Regions from separate parts of the Homo sapiens genome. Here region 1 is linked to region 2. A link is an interaction called in ENCODE POLR2A ChIA-PET data of the cell type or tissue named here. Cell type or tissue: Panc1. All regions are shown on one strand. Each heading gives the region's core, and the rest is flanking DNA. Links, peaks and the distances in the headings are about the cores only.

The links. ChIA-PET counts read pairs that join two places held together with the same protein. Peaks named below come from ENCODE experiments on the same cell type or tissue, not always from the same donor. Only the 100,000 strongest peaks of a DNase experiment are listed, where the experiment ranks them.
Region 1: POLR2A ChIA-PET joins it to region 2 with 5 read pairs; 6 of 35 experiments call an interaction of 5 or more read pairs at or near these places.

What each region holds. Positions count from the first base shown.
Region 1 is chr1:85,160,692-85,165,087 of GRCh38, reverse strand. It overlaps SYDE2 (synapse defective Rho GTPase homolog 2), which reads left to right. Exons shown (of 7, transcript NM_032184.2): 6 at 331-562. Among named protein-coding and RNA genes, the nearest start is that of MIR4423, 29 kb to the right of the region's middle. In Panc1, for the core only: no CTCF peak of the experiment used is centred there; no DNase peak of the experiment used is centred there.
Region 2 is chr1:85,214,903-85,219,298 of GRCh38, reverse strand. No RefSeq gene overlaps it. Among named protein-coding and RNA genes, the nearest start is that of SYDE2, 16 kb to the right of the region's middle. In Panc1, for the core only: no CTCF peak of the experiment used is centred there; no DNase peak of the experiment used is centred there; H3K27ac peaks cover 1,389 bases.

The DNA.
Region 1 (4,396 bases), core at 107-4,106, 54 kb after region 2:
TAATTTTTCTATTTTAGTAGAGATGAGGTTTCACCATGTTGGCCAGGCTGGTCTTGAATTCCTGACCTCAGGTGATCCTCCTGCCTCAGCCTCCCAGAGTGCTAGGATTACAGGCATGAGCCACTGTGCCCGGCTGGAACATAATTTAGGCCCCATATAATGTTTCTATTAGAAACTATGTTCTAGGTTCCAAACATCCAATTTATACGCAAATCTTTAAAAAAAATCCTTTTAAAAGTGACAAGATGCTTATCTGTATTTCCTGCTATAAATTGTGTCCTTGAATTTGCCTCTTTATGACTATATTAATTGAAATTTAATTTAATTTAGGCAACCCTAAAGATGTTGTTGGATCATTTGAAATTGGTGGCTTCCTATCATGAAGTGAATAAGATGACGTGCCAGAATTTGGCTGTGTGCTTTGGACCAGTATTATTAAGTCAGAGGCAAGAGCCTTCCACCCATAACAACAGAGTCTTTACTGATTCAGAAGAACTTGCAAGTGCTTTGGATTTTAAAAAACACATTGAAGTTCTTCATTACTTACTCCAACTCTGGCCAGGTAAATGATTCTATGGAAATGTTTTTCACTTTCAATGATAGGGTATTTGAATTAACTAATCATTAAATATGCTCATATATGATTGAAGAAACTCTTCTAGATTTTGCTTTTTCAAAATGTTGTGAATTGATACCTGCCCTTTAGATTTTTTTCATTTAAATGTTTTCTGCCTTTGCTGATGACATTGTAGGCATGTAGATTAATGTGCACATGTTAGACTTGGTCAGATCTAGATTTAAATCCTGGTTGTACCACTTATTAGCAATCTGACCTTGGGTTGGTTTCTTAACGTCTTAGAGCCTTGTATCATCTTTTGTCATATGGATTTAATAATATGTTTATAGATTTTTATTAGGATTTTTAAAAATTGTGTATGTAATGTGCTCAGTGTAGCTCTTGACATGTAATAGAGACTCAATAAACACTAATTTATTTACTCTTCTCATTTTTAGTTCAACCGGTATAAAGCAGAATTCATTTTTCCCCTTAAATCAATTCTTCTTTACGTCTTTAACTGCATTCATGGTCATTAGTCAAATTATCTCAGCTTAAATTGGGAATTACCCTTGACCTTTCCATCTTTCTTATCCAATCCTTATTTCAATCAATAACTAAAGACTGACAAATATTTTCCTAATTATCTCTGATGTAATTTCAGAGTTAAAAGAAATATGTGTTTAATTTGACATTCTATAAAGGACACTGCATTTAAATTTCAAAATTTTCTTAGATTTTAGTAACCCCTGCTACTCTCACCCCACACTGCATGGGACCAAGTGTGAAGTACTTTGGTGTTTAGTGTAGAGCACACTAGTAACCGTGCTTGGCCCCGGGGTCAGGTTTGGGTTCAGATCTGGATGGTGGCACTTGCCAGCAGGATGGGCTACGACAAAAACTTTAACCTCTTCAACTCCCAGTTTGCTCCTCTCTAAATCATGCCTGCCTCAGGGTTGTTGTAAAGATTGAGATAAAGCATCTAAGGCAATGAGCAAAATGTTTAGCACAAAGTGAGCACTCAGTCAATGTCTTTGGTTACTCTTTTGTTATATATATATATATATATATATATATATATATATAGATTAAAGTACAAGAGAATGCTTGATTTCATCGTTTAAAGTGAATTAAAAATTAAGTTAATAAAAATTTTCCAGCACTTTGGGAGACCGAGGCAGGTGGATCACAAGGTCAGGAGTTTGAGACCAGCCTGGCCAACATAGTGAAACCCCGCCTCCATTAAAAATACAAAAATTTAGCTGGGCATGGTGGCGGGCACCTGTAGTCCCAGCTACTTGGGAGGCTGAGGCAAGAGAATCGCTTGAACTAGGGAGGCGGAGGTTGCAGTGAGCCGAGATTGCGGAAGTGCACTCTAGCCTGGGGGACAGCGTGAGACTCCGTCTCAAAAAAAAAAAAAAAATTCAACTTTAAAATTTGGAAAGTTAAAGCTTTTACTTTCTTTTAAATGCCGGCTTAAAAATTATTCTAATTCATGTTTTAACTGAATTAGAATGTTATTTTAACTATTTTAAAACCCTGAATCAAGATTCTCAGGGTAATTGAGCTAATTTCAGCATTTGATGCCCAACATAAGGGATCTTTCAGAGTGTCAACTGTGTCTCCTTTTTCTAGAACAGCTTTAATTCTAATAAACACCAAGAATTTGGGAGAAAGCCATCTTGTCATTACCACAAATGAAAACTTGCTTCCCTGGAGATACCATTAAGTTTACTGTCAGTGCCTGAGTTTGTTATGATTATTAATTATTCTGTGCCAGAGGTTAAGGTCATTTTATTATTTTGTAATAGTAGCCACCTTAGTTTTGGGTTTGAGAGAAGAAACTTAATGTATATCTTGTGTTATAGAAAAAGCAGGTTCAGATTTCAAATTCACCGTATTCTAAAGACAGCCTTAAACAACTATTCCTAGTGTACAGCACCTTATTCCAAAGATTTGTGTTGGTGGTTTTAAAAATAACTGCTCCTTTTTCTATAACCTGTTATTTTTCTTTAGTTGTAGTACCTCAGACAAAAAACAGGGCAGAAAGTTGAGAAGAAACAACAGTTTTACCCTGTCAATCACCTGCTGTTGAATTCAAGAAAAGGCAGAAATCAAGTAGACGAGGTGCATTTACTTGGCCTGAGAAAGTTGATGGTGACATAGAGAATGTGGCAAAGACTAGTAGGCCACAGCATATTAACTCAGTGAATGCCTATCCTATCTCCATGCATTCAATAGAAGGTTTTAGCTTTCCTTGATATGCATATCTTATTTTTCCATTTGGAAATTCTCCAACTCCAGAGTTAAAAAGAGTCGCCCCCTTATTTTTTATTTTCTAAACTTTTTGTTTTGTTTCATGTTATTTTTTGTTTTTTATTTTTGGGCAAGAAGATAATTTGCTTTGAGATTTATATTTGAAAAATCCTGTCTTCAAAGTAATTGGTTAGAACTTCAGCGTATCAGCATTAGAAGGTAAAAGTCGTCCTGCCAATACTTTTTTAGATTGTCTTCTACTAAGCTCTAGGGTTCTTTGGAAGCAGCTTAGAAGCCAGATCAGCAAGGGATGGGGGAACAAAATGGAAACACACTTCCCGTTGACCAGAACAGCCTTCTTTTTTATCTGTTTTATGTATTGAGTTTTCACAAAAATGTTTCTTTTAGATATTCATTTTCTGTTTTAAGAATACTGAAAATAATACTCCTGGCCCCCCTATCACTTTAAAGATGGATAAATCAATTTAGAGAGAGTATAATTCCTAGATCCTTGCTATACCACATTTTCTTTCTTTTTTTTTTTTTTTTTGAGATGGAGTCTCACTGTGTCGCCCAGGTTGGAGTGCACTGGCGCAATCTTGACTCACTGAAACCTTTGCCTCTCAGGTTCAAGCAGTTCTCCTACCTCAGCCTCTTGAGTGGCTGGGATTACAGGCGTGTACCACTGCGCCCAGCTAATTTTTGTATTTTTAGTAGAGATGGGGTTTCACCATATTGGCCAGGCCAATCTCGAACTCCTGACTTCAAGTGATCTGCCTGCCTTGGCCTCCCAAAGTGCTGGGATTACAGGCGTGAGCCACCACCTGGCCACTATACCACATTTTCTATGATAAATATATTTGGGGCAAGTTTTTTGGAAAAGGTATCAGTTTTCCTCTTATTTCTTTTTATTTCATCTTTCTTACAAGATTTTAAGTTTGGTGACATTGGGGATTCTTTTTAACTTTATATTCCCAGGTCCTAGCAGAGTATTTGGGTTAAATAAGGTAATTATAGATAAAAGGATAATAAAGTACTAATTAGAAACAAATCTACTGGTAGAAAACAAGATAAGGAAAAATTAAGTTTCTTAGTACTTATTACATTTTGAATTCTTTTTCAGCAACCTTATAGACTGCATTTTTAATTTTGTTCTACTGAAGGTGGGTAGTCAACAGTGATGGGAAAACCAGAACTTTTGAGGTTAAAATTAGCCATTTTCACCGTATATTTAGTTGTAAACCACTCTGACATCAGTAGTCTAAAAAGTCAGTGATGTTGGTTTTTCAGAAATTGAAATTTTTAGTCTAAAAGATATAAAATATCAGTTTAATTGGTTTCTTAATATTTTCCAAGATAATACACAGAAACAATGTTTCAGTAGGGTCTTAGGTGAGTAACTCTAAGCGACTGGCAACAAAATGAATCTGGATTTTGCAGGCAAATGTCTGAAAATGCAGGCACAATAGGACAATTTTAAGACATAAAGCAAAAATACATGGTTAGATCAGACCAGATAACCTCAAGGCTAGCAGAATATTGTAATTGGTTGGTGAAAACAACAGGCATGACAGTTAAGCACTA
Region 2 (4,396 bases), core at 246-4,245:
CTGGGACCACAGGCGCACACCACTGCACCCAGGTACTTTCCACCATTTCTAGTAGGTTATCTGCTTCTGGGTGATGGGATAAGTGTTAAGACCATGAAATCTGAGCACGTATCCTATGCTATCTGTCTTTTATTGAACTCCTTGAACAGAATCAAAGTTATGACAGAGAATAAGGCATTCTGTAAAGTCCACAGATGATGGTACTGGCAGATGTGTTGTAGGAAGGAAATGCAAATTTATATTATGAATATGTTTCTAGTCCAGGGAGAACAAATTCTCTCCATGTTGGAAGGGATCCAGCACCATCAGCCTGCTACCAAGGTGCTAGGCTCCTCCAGATGAAGGTTGCTGTTCTACAGACTCAGTGTGGACTAGGCTGATGGCAGATTAGACTCTCAGCAGTTGTTAACCAGGTCAGTCTTGTTAAGAAGAAAAACATGCACTTCATTCTACCAAATAATTTCATTGAAGAAATGAAGGAGGAGCAATGGAAGTGGTAAATATTTAGGTTAACATAGTAGACTAGTATTTACCTTTTAAGTTCTTCAAAATATATTTGATGGTTGAAAGGAAAACTTTTGAGGCTGGGTGCGGTGGCTCATGCCTGTAATCCCAGCACTTTGGGAGGCCGAGGCGGGCAGATCACCTGAAGTCAGGAGTTCGAGACCTGCCTGGCCAACATGGTGAAACCCAATCTCTACTAAAAATACAAAAATTAGCTGGGGTGATGGTGGGCGCCTGTAATCCCAGGTACTCGGGAGGCTGAGGCAGGAGAATCACTTGAACCCAGGAGGTGGAGGTTGCAGTGAGCTGAGAATGTGCCATTGCACTCCAGCCTGGGCAGCAAGAGAGAAGCTCCACCTCAAAAAATAAAAAAATAAAAATAAAAATAAAGCAAAATTTTAACATTCTCTGATGGGGTTTCAACATATGTAGATATAAGAGATAAGACTATTATAAAGCAGGGAGGGCAAGAGGACCTGTATGTTGGGAGGTTTCTATATTCCACTTGAAGTGGTAAAATATTGATTTTAAGTGGACTGTGGAAAGTTAAGTGTGTATATTATTCCCCAGATGAACTAATTAAAAAAAAAAACTATACAAAGAGATAGAGTCCAAATTGCCATACATCAAAATGGAGTATGAAAAATTATTCAAAAACCCCAAAGAATAGAGAAAATGGGAAACAATAACAGAGAGAACACACAGAAAACAAATAATAAAAGGGTGGACCTAAATCCAAACATATGAATAATTTTCATTTTTTATTTTTTTTGAGACAGAATCTTGCTCTGCTGCCCAGGCTGGAGTGCAGTGGCGTGATCACAGCTCACTGCAGCCTCTGCCTCCTGGGCTGAAGTGATCCTCCCACCTCAGCCTCCTGAGTAACTGGGGCAACAGGCACATGCCACAACACCCAGCTAAGTTTTGTATTTTTTGTAGAGACAGAGTTTCACCATGTTGCCCACGCTGGTCTCAAACTCCTGGGCTCAAGTGATCCACCTGCCTCTGTCTCTCAAAGTGTTGGAATTACAGGCGTGAGCCACTACCCTAGCTGAAACATATCAATAATTTTACTAAATTTTTGCAGATTGAACACTCCAATCAAATTTATTTCTAGTGTCATTTCTCTTTTATCTGAAGAACTTTATTTAAAATTATTTTAGAGCTGGTCTACTGGCAATGAATTATCTTAGTTTTCCTTCCTCTGAGACTATTTTTATTTCACTTTATTCCTGAAAGAGTGCTATGGGGGTATATAATTCTGAGTTTCTAGCTCTTTTCTTTCAACATTTCCTTCTGATCTGCAAGGCTCAAATCTGCAGTCATTGAAATCACTGTCCCTCTTATAGGTATGCATCATTTTTCTCTAGCTGCTTTTAAGATTATTTTTCTTTGTCTTTAGTTTTTAGGAGGTTGATTATAATTTCTGGGCATGGATTTCTTTGGCTTTATTTTCTTCAGAGTTCACTGAATTTTTAAAAATCTCTATGTTTATGTCTTTTGCTACACTTGTGAAGTTTTCAGTCATTACATCTTCAAATATTTTTCCAGCACCATACTCTTTTTCCTTCTGGAACTCTAATTACATAAGTTAGCCTTTGTTTTTTGTTTTGTTGTTGTTGCTGTTGTTGTTTTTTGAGACAGGTTCTCATTCTGTCACTCAGGCTGGAGTACAGTGGTATGATCACAGCTCACTGCAGCCTCAACCTCCCAGGCTCAAGTGGTCCTCCTGCCTCCTGAACAGCTGGGACTACAGGCATACACCACTATATCTAGCAAATATTTGTAATTTTTCTAGAGATGAGGTTTTTCCATGTTGCCCAGGCTGGGAAAGTTATACTTTTTGTTAGTAACTCACAGGCCCCTAACACTGCATTCATTTTCTAAAAGGAATTTTTTTTCTCTGTTTTTCAGATTAAAAGCTTTCCTTCTTTTCTTTTTCTTTCTCTGTCTTTCTTTCTTTCTCTCTTTCTTTTCCTTTCTTTTCTCATTCTTTTTTTTTTTTTTTTTTTGACAAAGTTCTCATTATGTTGCCCAGGATGGTCTCAAGCTCCTGAGCTTAAATGAGCCTCCCACTTCAGTCTTCCAAAGTGCTGGAATTACAGATGTGAGCCACTGTGCCTGGCCCAGATTGGAAAATTTATATTGACATATCTTTAAGTTCATTGATTCTTTCCTCTGTCATCTCCATCTTTTTTTTGAGCCTATTGAGTAAAAGTGGTTTTTTTTGGCCATTGTATTTTTCAATTCTAATATTTTCATTTGGTTCTTCTTCATATCTTCTTTTTTTCTGAGACTTTCTATTTTTCCATTTGTTTTAAGAGTGTTTGCAAGTGTTTGGTAAAGCATTTATATAATAGCTGTTTTAAAGTCTTTGTCAGATAATTCCAACATCTGTGTTAAGTTTGTATTAGTGTCTGTTATCATTTCCTAGGCAAGCTAAGATTTTCCTGGTTCCTTGTACACCAAGTAAATTTTAAATTACTATTATTTGTAGAGATGAGGTCTTGCTACGGTGCCCAGGCTGGTCTTGAACTCCTGACCTCAAGTGATCCTCCCACTTAAGTCTTCCAAAGTGCTGGGATTACAGGCATAAGCCATCATGCCTGACTACCTCCAAGTAATTCTGGATTGTCTCTTGGACATATTGAATATCATATTCTGAAACTCTGGGTCTTATTTACATTCTACAGTGAATGTTGATTTTTTTGGTTTGTTTTTTCAGCAGACAGTTGACCCGGTTAGGTTAAGGCTGCAAGTTTCAACCCACTTTCTGTGAGCTGTGGTTCTAACGTCAGCTCAGCTTTTTAAGCCTCTGTTGTGCTATTCAGATCTGTCCCATATATAGGTCATCTGGTGGCCATTTTGGGCCCTGGATGGTGGCACATTTGTTAGTTTGGTTTTCAAAGTCTTTGGTGTGCTGATTAGAATCAGATTCATGTATGCAGAGCTCACTGATGAGTTCAGGAGTTCATAATCCATCTCCCCAGTTTCTATAGTTCTTTCCAGTCCCCTGGTGCTCCCTGTTTTTGTTCTTCGGCTACCAAGCTGAGGCTTTAGTTACCCATCTCTGCTGCACCCTTCTATAACTGTGCTTGCATACAGGGCCAAGTAGCAGAAGGATGGAGAGAGAGAGAAAAAGGCAATGGGGGCTTGCCCCACTCTCTTGGGGCCACAGTTCCACCATTCAGAGAGAAAGTTTCCTTCTCACAGAGTGTTGGCTCCTGCAGGTTCCTATTGTGGTCCCCACCATCACCCCTACGAGACTGCTTGAGAGTTGGAATCCAAGACAGCAGAGAGAAGAAAAAACTCTGAGGACTTCTGTACTTTCTCTGAGCGTTAGGAGTTCCTACCCAGCTCTGTAACAGAAACCTAGAGGGTTTCTCCTGGAGCTCTCCCTTTTTGGGCCCCAGTGCCCACTTCCAGGTTTAAGGCTGCATTGCATTCAGGTCAAGAGATACTGGAAGAAAAAGAAAAAAAAAAGTAAACTCATCATGATTTTGGTCATCCATTGAATGCTGATCTTCCACAATCCACCTTCTACTATTCACTTTCAGAGTCTTCAAATAGGTGTGGTGCTGCATGTGCATTCTGTCCACATTTTATAATTAGAAATGTAACACTCGAAACCCAAAACCAGAACACCCAAAACGCTGGTTTGCTTTTCGGCTTTGCAGTTATTTTATACTGCATTTGTTATGACTGCATTCTGGGGAGAAGTATCCAGACTCGTGGGTGTACGTTCGCTTTTTATTAAGAAATTTTATCTGAAAAAGAATTCTCGTTTCTCCTTGTCTATAATATGTGAACCAAATATAACTGTGATTCATATATTAAATACGCATTTATTTAATTTACTTCTAGGGTAAACAGAGACATAAAACTTCTCATG